Regions from separate parts of the Homo sapiens genome. Here region 1 is linked to region 2. A link is a contact called in ENCODE Hi-C or POLR2A ChIA-PET data. All regions are on one chromosome and are shown on one strand. Each heading gives the region's core, a stretch centred on a gene start or an enhancer-like site at or near the end of the contact. The rest is flanking DNA. Distances are from core to core; before and after follow the strand shown.

Region 1 (5,828 bases), core at 1-2,500, 56 kb before region 2:
GAATTGTGCCAAAAAAATTATCTCCCGACATTGCCAAATGTCCCCTTGGGCACAAAGTCACCCCCAGTAGAGAACCACTGCTGTAATGTGAACTGAATTTGTGAGGGCTGAAGGGACCGTCCGCCTAGGAGGGGATCAGGAGGGATTAATCACGGGAGGCCTCTGGAGGACAGAGATGCACGCTGGATTCACAAGACACGCAGGCCATGAATGGCCGGAGGAGGCGGTACTGGGATGCGGGGCGGCAGAGACCAGGAGAAGGGAGGTGTTATTTTACAAACTAGCGACTGAACAGGAAAATATGGGGACCCCAGCTAGATGTCTTCAGCTGCCAAGCGTGGCGTACTCGGAGTAATTAGTGGATTTGGTTCGTGTTGTGGTGGGTCATAGCTGCACAAGGCAGGCGTCAGCAGGCAGGAAAGCAGAGCCAGCAGAGAGGACAGGGGTGGGGGGTGGAGGGTGGGAAGGGGGGATGGCCAGCACCCCACAGCGCTCGCTGTCCCCGGGCCCCATGTGTGTGTGTTCCACATGCCCATCAGTCCTCTCGGCAGCCCTCTAAGCCAGAGGCTACTGTGATTCCCACTTTACAGCTGGAAAAACTGAGGCACGCAAAGGACGAGTAACTCCCAAAGCCTCTCAACTAGTAATCAGCAGAGCACAGCTCAAAGGCCTGCCTGGCCGCTGAGCTCATGCCCTCACTGTGCTGTTTGGTAGGGGTTAAGGCAGTGCCAGGGGATGGAGCTCCTGTCGCCAGCAGGCGGAACGGGTCTCGAATCCAGGCAGTCAAACAAGGTTTGAAAGGAATACAAATGCCTACCCTAATTGACAGCACAGTCAGGAGCACGTACAGAGTGAGACTGAACAAGAAAGCCAGAGATGGAGTCCAGGGAGACAGCTCAGAGCCGAGGCCCCGGGGCTGGAACAGGGGACACGAGGCTGGTGTTGAAGCAAAGGCTGGAGCAGAGTGACAGGTGGGGACAGAAAGGGGAAGAGATGGCTGCCACCAGCTGAAGGACAGGCCCGGGCGGGTTCCAGGCGAGCTGAAGAGTGCTGACTCTGGTGGAGAAGCCAGTGAGAGGTGGGGCTGATGAGGAGGAAGAGTTGCGGGCACTGAGGGGCTCGGGTTAGAGATGAGGCCAGGCCTGTATCAGGGAACTGGAGCGCAGAGGGATCCCTCCAAGAGACACTGAGGGAGGACTCAGTCCTCTTTCTCCACGAGGGAAAGGCCGAGAGCCTGGACCAGACCATGCCACTCCGGGCTGTGTCCTGGGGAGGCCGCTCAGCCCTCCAGCTGCAGTCACCTTCTCTGAACCAGGGGCAAAATAGCACCACCTGAACTGCCGGGCTGCTCGGAGAATGACATGAAATATTGCACCTGCGGGCCTAGCACAGCCTCTCGCACGCTGTAGCAGGAGAGGAGGATTTGCTAGTGGTGACTAGGTCAGGGCAGAGTGGGAAATTGCAGCCAAATTAAACAGAGGGGCAGGGCCAGCACCACGGGCGGGCAGAGGACCTGTGCCAGGCTGGTGGCTCTGGGAGGGTTCTGCCAGGCGTCAGGATTGGTAGGGGTGCCTGTTCTGATAGAAGGGAAAAGAAACTTGACTTTTGCCATGTTAGGATTTTAGTCTCCAATGGCTCATCCTATAATATATATGGATTTTATAGACATGGACAGAAAGTGCACAGTTGATTTTCACATTCGGCAGAGGTGAGTCGTTGGTTAGATGTGTCCAGCATGCGTTAGATGGAAGAATGAGATGAAAACAAAACGTTATTTTAGGGGCAAGACTTTGGTTGTCCTTATTTGCAAATTTAGCTCTAAGAATAACTTCAAGACAAGGAAGGGGTTTGTGGTCCACCTCTTGTCAGCTGGGTCCATTGCTATCTGCAGACTTCCTCGTTTCATTTCTGTAACCACTGAGAGGAGTGTGAGCAATAGATGGCTCTCAGCTCAGTGCTCCCAAGCAAATAGACTAGCAAAGGAATGGCGGCCACTCCCCTGTGGGAGGCCCATGCTGTGCAATCCGGGCAGAGTACTGGGGACTGCTCTCACTTCCGTCACCCTTATTGGGATAAATAGTGAATTTCCCCTGATTTCCAATGAATGATTTTGATTGGCCAAGCCAGCGCTGTCCAGTAGTCTATAATGTGAGCCACACATGCAAGCCACACATGGTAAATTTTCCAGCAGCCACTGTATAATAGTAAAAAGAAGCAGGTGAAGTTCACTTTAATAGTATGTTTTATTTAGCCCAGTTATTGGGAGTATGATCATTTGAAAAGTAATCAATATGTAAAGATATTTAAAGTATTGAGATATGTTACATTCTCTTTTTTTGTACTAAATCTTTGAGATCTAGCCACAATATGTGTGCCCAAGAGCCCCCTGCAGACAGTGGCCAGCACCTTGGACAGCATAGATCTAAACTCCTCAACCGACATGCTGCCATTCCCAGAAATGGCTGATAATTACTCTGAGCCAGGTGACATTCATGTCCCCCTGATCCCCTTTTGACAGATGCCTGGTATTCTGATGGTTCATTTCTGACCTGGCTAGTCTGCATTACACAGGGAAACTGTTCAAGAGCCATGGATCACCCAGAGCGCCCACAGGTAGGCCGTTCAGTGACAAGAGTAGCCAATCGAGAGGGCTGACACCCAGCTGTTACCAAGTCTAGAGGAAAACAAAACTAATGACTCTGGTGCAAACATGGAATCCAATTTTGTGGAGAGGAGGAATTTCTAATATAAGAAAAGCAATGGCCCATCAGTAAAGAAAGATTGGATTCAGGCAAAAGCAATGAAAGACTCAGAATTGTGTTTTTGGTTTTATGTCTTCTGTTTGGGATCCTCATTTCAGGCCCTTATGATTCTGTTTTTCCACTTGACAGTGCACAGGGTGGTTGTAAGGAGTCATTACTAAAACAAAAATGATTGGGATGGCATTTTGCAAAAATCACCAAGTGAACTTTGGTGGTAAAAAAAAAAAAGCAAACAAACAATAAAACAAAGTTCAAGTAATGTAGATCAGAGATTCCTCTTCCCTGCTGTAGGAACTTTCTAGGGGAGAAGCATCTGGAAGCAGGACTTGCAGGCACAGCTGCTCAGCCCCCAACCTCGGAGGGTGGATTTCCCCCCAGCTCTCTAATACAAATGAAAGTGAGCCCTTTGAGTCTAATCACACTTCCCAACTCTTACAGCTCAAAACACACAAACAATGAGCTTTTTCAAGCTCCCCATGAAGCTCTGCCGAGATAAAAGCAGTTAACAACCACTCTTCCATGATGATAAATGGTTGTTGGTTTTCTTTAATCAATATTTTAATAACTATTTGCACACTTTGACAATTATGACTACAGAGAGACTGATGGTGATTACAGAAGCAGATTGCAAAGGTGATTCACGAGGATGTGGTGGTCGGCCATCTCTCTGGGACAAGTGGGCTTTAGCCGGGAACCTGCTGCCCCACAGGCTTCTGAAGCAGGTGTACTGTAGCTATTGCGTGGGCAGCTGATGTGGCAACAGTCGGCCCCGCTTCCTGGCTGACGCGCTCTTCTCCAGGACAGCTTTGCTCCCCAGCAAGTGCAGCAAAAATTCACTCCAGAATCAGTCACTTGCCTCTTTCCGTGGGCATGACTTTAGAGCCATTGGCTTTAGAGCTGAGTTGGCCACCACCCTGTGCCTGCATGAGTGGAAAGAATCCGCTCAAGCTGGAACTGCCCTCAGGTCTCCCAAGGAGAGCCCAGCCACCCTGCCATCTTGAAGGGCATCTTCCTGGAATAACAGCATGCTCATGTTTCCTGGCACTTCTTCTCATTCTCAGTTAAAGACATACTCCATTCATTGTTTTCACTGTTTTGTTTTTCCCCACTTCAAGCTCCAGGTTGTCATGAATACTATTTTGGAGTTGGACCCATTATAAATGTTTTGTCCAGAAAAGAGTCTGGAAGGAAAGCTCTGAAACGTCTGGATTTACAGAGAGAGAATTAGGAGCTGTCTTTCTACATTGTGTCAAGTTTTAGAAATAAACATGAAGAACCAAAATAATAAAATGATGGAAAAAATTCACTGTGAAAGAAGTTGAAATAGGCCCCCATGGACAGGGCTGCAGGGAGCAAAATAGAAACCTTACTTGAAAATAAACATGAAGATGTTCATGATAGAGTTATTTATAATAGTGTAAAGGAAGTAGAAGCAATTTCTATGCATACCAGGAGGGAAATGGATACACGAATTACACTATACGTCTATGATGAATTACACTATACCTTTCCACTCATGCAGGCACAGGGTGGTGGCCAACTCAGCTCTAAAGCCAATGGCTCTAAAGTCATGCCCACGGAAAGAGGCAAGTGACTGATTCTGGAGTGAATTTTTGCTGCACTTGCTGGGGAGCAAAGCTGTCCTGGAGAAGAGCGTGTCAGCCAGGAAGCGGGGCCGACTGTTGCCACATCAGTTGCCTACACAACAGCTACAGTACACCTTCTTCAAAAGCCTGTGGGGCAGCAGGTGCCCGGCTGAAGACCACTTATCCCAGAGAGATGGCCAACCACCACGTCCTCGTGAATCACCTTTGCAATCTGCTTCTGTAAACGCCACGTTGTTAGAACGTCTTAAAATATTGATATCAAAGATATCTAATGGCTTATAAAAGTTATCCTTATACAATTTCAATGAAAATATGCAAAATACAAAATTGGATGTACATTGGGATCTTAATATATATAGGAATTATAAGGAAATATAAACAAGTTTTTTTTTGTGATTGGACTGGCAAGTAATTTTAGTTTTTTTCTCTGTACGTTTCTGATATTCCCTATGATGAGCATGTGTTACCTTTATAATTAGAAGAAAAAAAATCAGTAAATGTCATTACATAAACTCTAGCATTAATAGATATGCATTCAGCAAACATTTATTAAGCAGTACTTCTTACTCATTGCCTTGGCCTTGGCAAATCACGAATTCTCTCTAGGGGCTTTGTGTTTTCATCTGGATAATGGGATCCCACGGCCTTGCCTGACTCACAGAAGCATTATGAGGAACGGATGCATTAACCTGAAGAAGCTGTGAAAATAGCAGATTGCTTATCCAAGCACAACATTATGAGGCGTGGCGTGTCTAATCACGAACCCACTAGAACATGAGAAAGAAGAAATTGAACAAGACTGTAATGAGTTGTTTGGAATGGAAGCCCATAAGAAACTAAAACCAAAAAATAGTCAGCATTTAAATGCAGAGTGCAGAAGGACATTTCGGGGAGCCCAGGTCCTCAGAGCGTGGGGGTGTTAGCTGCCCTGTGCAAGGCGGTCCTTTATTGGAAATCGCCTCAGAGAGCATTGCTGAGTGTGGCTTCTTGCAACTACACCTGAGAACGACATTCACTCTGCTTCATTGAAAACAATCTATCCCGTGTGTGGAAGAAGCATGCCTTGCTGGGGTCAGGGCCAGGGACAAAGCTCAGAGGCCATGCTGAGTTTTCATCAAACACCTGCTGAGCAGCTGGCACGTGCCAGGACACGGTCTAGGCTGAAGGCTGCCATCGTAGTGCAGAATAGAATCCCGTGGAGGTTGGAAATGTTTACCTGCTTGCTTTTTTTCTTACCGTGTGTATTATTTTCAGTAATAAAATGTATACATATACAAGTGAGCACCTTCCCCTGGAAATTCTGACTCAGCAGGTAGAGTGTCCGACGGGCGCGCATGTGAGACCTGCTGTCCCGGCGCTCAGATACACATGGGGGACAAAAATGACAAAGCAGCCACCCTCAGTTTATAATTAGGAAACAGAAACTATACACGCACACCTGGCACAGAGCAGGTGCTCT
Region 2 (6,439 bases), core at 421-2,920:
GTGCTCACCTTATTTCTGCCTGGAATTGTCAAACTGCAACTTAGCTTGAAAAATATATTTCTTCCATACCCAGAAAAGCCACAAGCGATTGCTTCATGAAAGTCTGTCTCTGTTCATCTGACTTTCCCTGTTTGTGCATCTTTTTGACCGGCTCCGTCCCTTTTGTGTGTGTGTGGTTCTTGGCTTTGTGGCTCTGACGAGTGTGTGTTTATACCTGTGTCTTGCTCCTTTTGCCTTCCGGAGTCTCTCTTTCTGCCAGGCTTATGTCTCTAGCTCAGACCTCTCCTCAGAGCTCCAGACATGCATATGCAGCTTCCCGCTGGACATGTCCACTTGGGGAGATAAAAGCACCCCAAATCATCTTTCCCCAGTGACCCCCCACCTTGCTGAGGGCCAGCCCCATTCACAGGCTACACAGACGTGAGGGTCCTACCGACTCCTTTCTCTGCCACACCCTGCTCACCTAATCCATCACCAGGCTCTGTACAGTTTGCTTACTAGGTGGATCCCAGCTTAAACCACTTCATCCCTTTCCTTCTGTGCACTGCCTCGGCCAGCTGCAAGCCGCCATCATCTCTCACTTTAACTGTGCAAAGGTCTCTCGGAGGACACCCACCATCCACTCTGCTCCTCATCTAATCCAGCCTCTATGCTGACATCAGAGTGACCGTTTCCAAACAGAATCTCATCACTATGGGAAGGAGGCCAAAATCCTTAACCTAGTATACAAGACCCACCTCTCTCGGCTTGCACCGTAGTCCTGCATGCCACCTGGGCTCCAGCCCCGAGGTCTCCTCTGGTTCCTCTCTGTTAATTCCTGCTCATCTTTCAGGGAGATGTTCAGGCGTGGGCTCCTCAGGGAAGCCTGCCACTGCACACACTTCCCATAGCTTTCTGTATGCTTCCTTCATAGCTCTGACCAGGGTTGTCATGGTATACACTGGGGATGTGTGGACTCGAGTGGCCGATGTCTCTGCCCACAGTTGGGTAAGCTTCAAGAGGCCAGGCCTGTGTCAGTTTCCCTTACTGTATTCCCAGCAGCCAACTCCTTGACTGGCATGCAGCTGCTCAGTTAGTATTTACTGAAGGAGAGAAGGGAGGGAAGAAGAAAAAGAGAATTTGATGCTCCTCTTGCTGTATCTACCTTCATGTCTCCATCGTAGTCTTCTCTCTTAGAGAAAAAAAAAAAAAGTATATTGCTTTTTTGGCCCTATGATGAGGTTAGTGTTCTCAACTGGGGGGAAAAAAAAAGCCTCGGGCACCCAATCTAAACTAAATGAAACCCATATCCTTCACCCTCAAACCTACCAGAAGCACAAATTTTAAAATGTCAGACTCCAAGAGAAATGATCATTTAAAAAAAATTAAGTCTGATCAAGAGCTAGTAATCCTTGCACAGTTCTGGGAGGGTGGAAATGCCATCACTGAAAATGACTCATGGTGTCTTTAGGTCTGTGACTGACGCAACCTACACGTGTATTTATCTACTCAACAGATATCGGAGGGCCTCACGTGTGCCTCCTACAAATTCGAATAAAACAGTAGCTTTCAAACTTTTTGTGTTTTACAGCAACTCACAGTAGGAAATACATTTTCTACTGGGATCCAGTGCACAGAGATGCACATAAAAGGCATGAAACAGTGCTTGCCTTTCTCAACAGAAGATGCCTTGATACTTTCTATTTTATTGTTTGTTTTTAGTGCTGGTCATGACCAGCTAAATCAATTTCATGACTCACTATTTGATCACAACCCTTAGTTTAAGAAATCCTGGAATAAAGCGTAATTAGAGTAGCTCCTTCTGAGTAGGCCAAGGATTCCATTGACTTATGCCGGGGTTAGCCCAGGGTGTCAGCCTGCCTGGGGCTGGGATTTTAGGTTGTATACCTCCGGGACCCTGGGGATGGCACATTTAGCATGCCACACGATAGGCACCTGTTGGCCTGCCTTCTTAGAACAGCTCAGTTTTAAATTCTGGTTGAAATAAATCATTTCAAGCAGCCTTGTTGGAGCAGTAGGCAGCCCATCCATCTCATCATCTGAAATAAGTTATTTCAGTTTCTGTGAACTAACCTGATAGGTCATCCATTCTTAACCTGGGGCCTAGGAATAGGCTTCGGGAAATTGTACCTAAAATGTGTGAGTGCACGAGAGTGAAGGGATCCATAGCTGTCATCAGAGTTTTAAACCAGTAAGGAATGAAAAAAAAAGTCTAAGAACGGTTGCCCTGGAGGCTATAAACAGTTTCTGATACTCTTGGAAAATAGTATTGAAAGGGCTGACAGTTTTAGTGTTTGCTGACTCTTCCTCTCGTGGTCTCCCTGATATTATATCCTTCTTCCTTGGTAAACTTGTTCCCATCACACCTTCACCCAGTCAGCCTCGCCCAGGCTAGAAAATGGCAGCTCTTGGCAAGCCCCCCCACCGCTGGCTGGTGCACCTGGGTGAAGACACCGCAGCTCTTGGTAGGGGGGATGGGGGGGCGGGGAGTGCAAAAGGCCAGGACCCAAGTTCAAGTCCTGTGCCATAGAGTCCTACATCCCATCAACAGTGCCCCACTGTGTGGTGTTTCATAAGGGAGCAGCCCCACCTCCAGGAACTTCACTCACAGCTGCTCACAAAAATTACAGTCAACTTTACCACATTTACTAGCTGACTGATTTACAGTCAACTTTACCACATTTACTAGCTGACTGATTTTTTTTTTTTTTTGGTTGATGTAAGCAGTGATCCATTTTAGAAAATGAAAAGTAATGAGGAAACTCAATATATAAAACAGACATAGGTCTAACTGCTGTAGTTCAAGGGGAAGAAAAGCCCCAAGGCTCTCCATAGAGAAGGGGCTGTTGACTAGGCCTTAACTCCGAGGAAATCACAACTTCCTCACTGTGTGATGTTCTTAGAAAAACTCTCTATAAATCCTCTCAGAAAACCCCATGGAATCGCTAGACATCGATCTGCCACAAATGGGAAAATCACATTCCCAGGCCGTAACACTATGGCAGTTAGCAGGGCCGGGGTCACCAGTGTGTGACCTGCTTCCTCACACGGGGCCCCAGATGGACTTCGTGTTCTGCTCTCTCCAGCTTGAAACTCTTCATGTTTTTTTTTTGTTTTTTTTTTGAGACAGAGTCTCACTGTGTCACCCACGCTGGAGTGCAATGGTGCAATCTTGGCTCACTGTAACCTCTGCTTCCCAGGTTCAAGCGATTCTCATGCCTCAGCCTCCCAGCTAGCTGGGATTACAGGTGCCCGCCACCACACCTGGCTAATTTTTGTAATTTTAGTAGGTGGGATTTCACTATGTTGACCAAGCTCGTCTCAAACTCCTGACCTCAGGGGATCCACCCACCTCCGCCTCCCAAAGTGCTGGAATTACAGGCATGAGCCACTGTGCCCGGCCAATTCTTAATGATTTTTAAGCAGCTGCCCCAAATTTTCATTTTGCCACGGGCCCCCGACATTCCATAGCCGGTCCTAACTGGTAGAACTTTGCCTGTTCTTTTGAGTGCCTTTGTTGAGAAAAGTAATTAAGGACCTGCTGACTGGACTGCAGTGACTCAGTGAAGTGCTTGCAGCTTTATGTGAACAACAAGAAACAAAAACAGCACACTGTATTTAGAGCTCCAGACGTCTGTGCGGACCCAAGTCTGCTGGCAGGGGTATTGATGTCGTACTTCGTCATTTCTGAGTGCCATTAGAGCCACCAACCTGTTCTGGGCCTAGGCTGGGTCTGTAAGCGCCCCTGTTCTCGTAAATACTTTATTTGTAGAGTTCCTGCTGCTGGGCTGGCCAGCACTTCCTCATTGTGTGAAATGTGTAGACACAATTGACTTCAGTTCTTGAAAAGTTTTATTTAGCTATGGAATCGTAGTATTTGAGTTGGAAATAACCTTTTATAGCATATCCGACTTGCTGAGGCCCAGAAACTGTGCACATCATATCACTAGGCAAAAGGCCAGGACCCAAGTTCAAGTCCTCTGCCGTAGAGTCCTACATCCTGCCAGCAGTGCCCATCATGTGGTGTTTCATAAGGGGGCAGCATCGCACCCTAGGAACTTCACTCAGAGCTGCTCACAATAATTACAGTCAACATTTGCCACATTTACTAGCTGACTGCATTTTTGTTTTGTTTTGTTTTGTTTTGTTTTGGTTGTTATAAGCAGTGATCCATTTTAGAAAATGAAAAATAATGAGGAAACTCAGTATATAAAACAGACATAGGTCTAACTGCTATAGTTCAAGGGGAAGGAAGAAGAGGTGAGAGAGGGGGCCAGAGGCCTGCCCAGCACCCAAGGAGCTCAGCTTGGAAACCCAGACCTCAGAGCACTCGGTTCTGCAGACACATTGGGGGTGCAGCCAGTGACAGGAGAGTGGGGCGCCAGCAGCATTAGGAACCACCCAGAGACTTCAGGCAAGAGGCTCCTGAGATGTCATTTGCACTGGAAGGCCCTGTTGGCAACAGTGTGGGGGACACATAAGGGGGGTGTCCAGGAAGATGTGACAGCGGCTCCTGCAAGAGGGGACAAGAGCCGGCACAGTGCAGTGGCCTTCAGACACTGGGGAGCAAGACAGGAGAGATCAGAGAGACCATGACCACCTCCTGCTGACCACCTGGATGTGAGGGATGAGGGGGCAGAGGGCATGAAATAAATGGGTTCCCCATGGGGGATGCCACTAGCAAAGAAGAGGCAGCTTGTGAGGAGGAGAGATTGCAGGGAGCTTGATGACCAGAGCTTGGGACCTGCGGAAGGGGAGGGCCCGTGGGACAATTAGGTCCACAAGTGTCCAGGGGGTCAGCTCACCCCAGGGAGATGCCAGGCCCAAGGCTGGAGCTGGACACTACAGAACCCACAGGCACCCTAGAGGACGAGCGGCCCTGTGCCCAGCAGGAAAGGCTGCCAGGCCACTCCACTCCCAGGTGCACCCTCCCTGACCTGAGTGTGTACCGTAGACCAGACCTCGAACTGAAGGGACAGAGGGATTGTGGAATCTCAGATGTATGCCCTAAAATCCCAACCACACACGAGGCAGGAGGAACAGATACTTCGGGGGGATCAGACGTCCGGGTGCAGGGACAGTGTGCCATGAGAATGTTGGGAGACCCTACAGATGATGTCTGGGTGTCAAACGCCCCTTCTGCACACCTGAGAGTCACTTTGCTTCTGTTCCATGTTAGGCAAATCGGGATGGTCAGGACTGTCCCAAGAGAACCAGACTGAGCCACAAGGACCTCTGATGGGGAGTGCTGGACCCTGGGGTTCCCTTGGCCCCCAGATCTCAGATTATGGACCATCAGAGCAGGAATGCCCTAGGGGTCTTCTGACCATCACTCACCTTTTAGAGGCGGAAAGCCAAGCACCATCGTGAATATTACAAGCATGAATGGCAGCCTCATGGAAAGAACCCTCCAGGTGAATCTGAGCATATACAGGGGAACACCTGTTCCTCTTACCTCATATAACAGGCATTAGTGACAGTCACGAGACACTGCAGTATGTATATCTTTTTATTACCAGATGAGATATTATGTGAAAAAACCCTTGAAAAGTACACAGTACGGTGGTACATATTTGCATTTCTTTGCTTGAGGGTTCCCTGAGGAAAGAAACACAGATATATATGGCCTTATATCTTAACAATAATAGTAACGAGGTTGCGTCTTCAGTTTCAACTCAGAAAAATGAAATGTCTCTGAAGTTTTCCAGAGGGTCCTCGTTCTTTTTGAATTTTTTAAAAAATGGGTTCTGCTTGGACTCATCGCAGTTGGCTTCTCAAGGGAACTGGCATCAATCCATGAAGCCGTTGGGTCCTGCTCATAGACACAGCTCTCTGTGCCCAGACGATGTGGACTCTTTGCTACAAGATCCCAGAAACGTATTTACTTTGGAGAAGCATGCCAATTGGGAATACAACTTTCTCACCATGTATACATGTAGTCAGAAGGTTTTGAAGAGCCTGAGAATTGCTAGCTTTCTGTGCATAACATGCCCATGAGACAACTCTATTCTGAAATCTTTTATTTTGAGGATAAATTGACTGAGGGTTCAAAAGATCTTAAATAACTGGACATGAAAGAACATAAGAGTCACGAGGGTGGGGGAGCTGGAAAAGGCGGTGGGCAGACATCAGAAGCTGGTTCTAGACACTGGCAATTCCATTTCTCTCCAAGCTGCTTTCCTCGCCTGTCCTCTGGGAATCTGTACCACCTCTGTCACAGGGTAGAGATCGAGTGAGTGAAATACAGAATGTGAATGAATATCGAAAACCAGAAAGCATTACAAATGCGTCAGCCATTCCGAGCTAAGATGGCACTATTGATTTCAAGACCCGTAATTTCTAGAGAGTCATTGAGAAGTTTCTGAGGGGTGTTGGATGATAGCACGAGTTTGTTTTTCAATTTTGCAAGATAATTTGTTTTATTCCATGGAGAATTAAG

What was found. Hi-C counts contacts between places; a loop is a spot of excess contacts on that map. ChIA-PET counts read pairs that join two places held with the same protein, here RNA polymerase II (POLR2A). Pooled maps may share reads with other maps.
Region 1: a map with no recorded cell type shows a loop between it and region 2 (4-fold over the local background). The contact joins two enhancer-like sites. A Hi-C loop is called at or near these places in 1 of 168 maps with a recorded cell type or tissue (B cell), 10 of 37 single-sample maps with no recorded cell type and 4 of 50 pooled maps. POLR2A ChIA-PET finds 5 or more read pairs at or near these places in 4 of 52 experiments (B cell, HepG2, Panc1 and 1 more).

Annotation. Positions count from the first base shown.
Region 1 is chr6:157,555,806-157,561,633 of GRCh38, forward strand. All of the region lies in intron 2 of ZDHHC14 (zDHHC palmitoyltransferase 14), which reads left to right. Among named protein-coding and RNA genes, the nearest start is that of MIR3692, 30 kb to the left of the region's middle. RefSeq lists enhancers at 906-1,215, 914-1,699, 5,603-5,732. Within about 2 kb of position 1,251, at least 5 of the 41 ENCODE cell types and tissues checked have a DNase peak (open chromatin) inside an H3K27ac peak, as active enhancers do; they include B cell, where a contact is called at or near this core.
Region 2 is chr6:157,611,666-157,618,104 of GRCh38, forward strand. The region is part of intron 3 of ZDHHC14 (zDHHC palmitoyltransferase 14); the gene reads left to right. Among named protein-coding and RNA genes, the nearest start is that of MIR3692, 86 kb to the left of the region's middle. RefSeq lists enhancers at 4,364-4,865, 4,866-5,365. Within about 2 kb of position 1,671, at least 10 of the 41 ENCODE cell types and tissues checked have a DNase peak (open chromatin) inside an H3K27ac peak, as active enhancers do; they include B cell, where a contact is called at or near this core.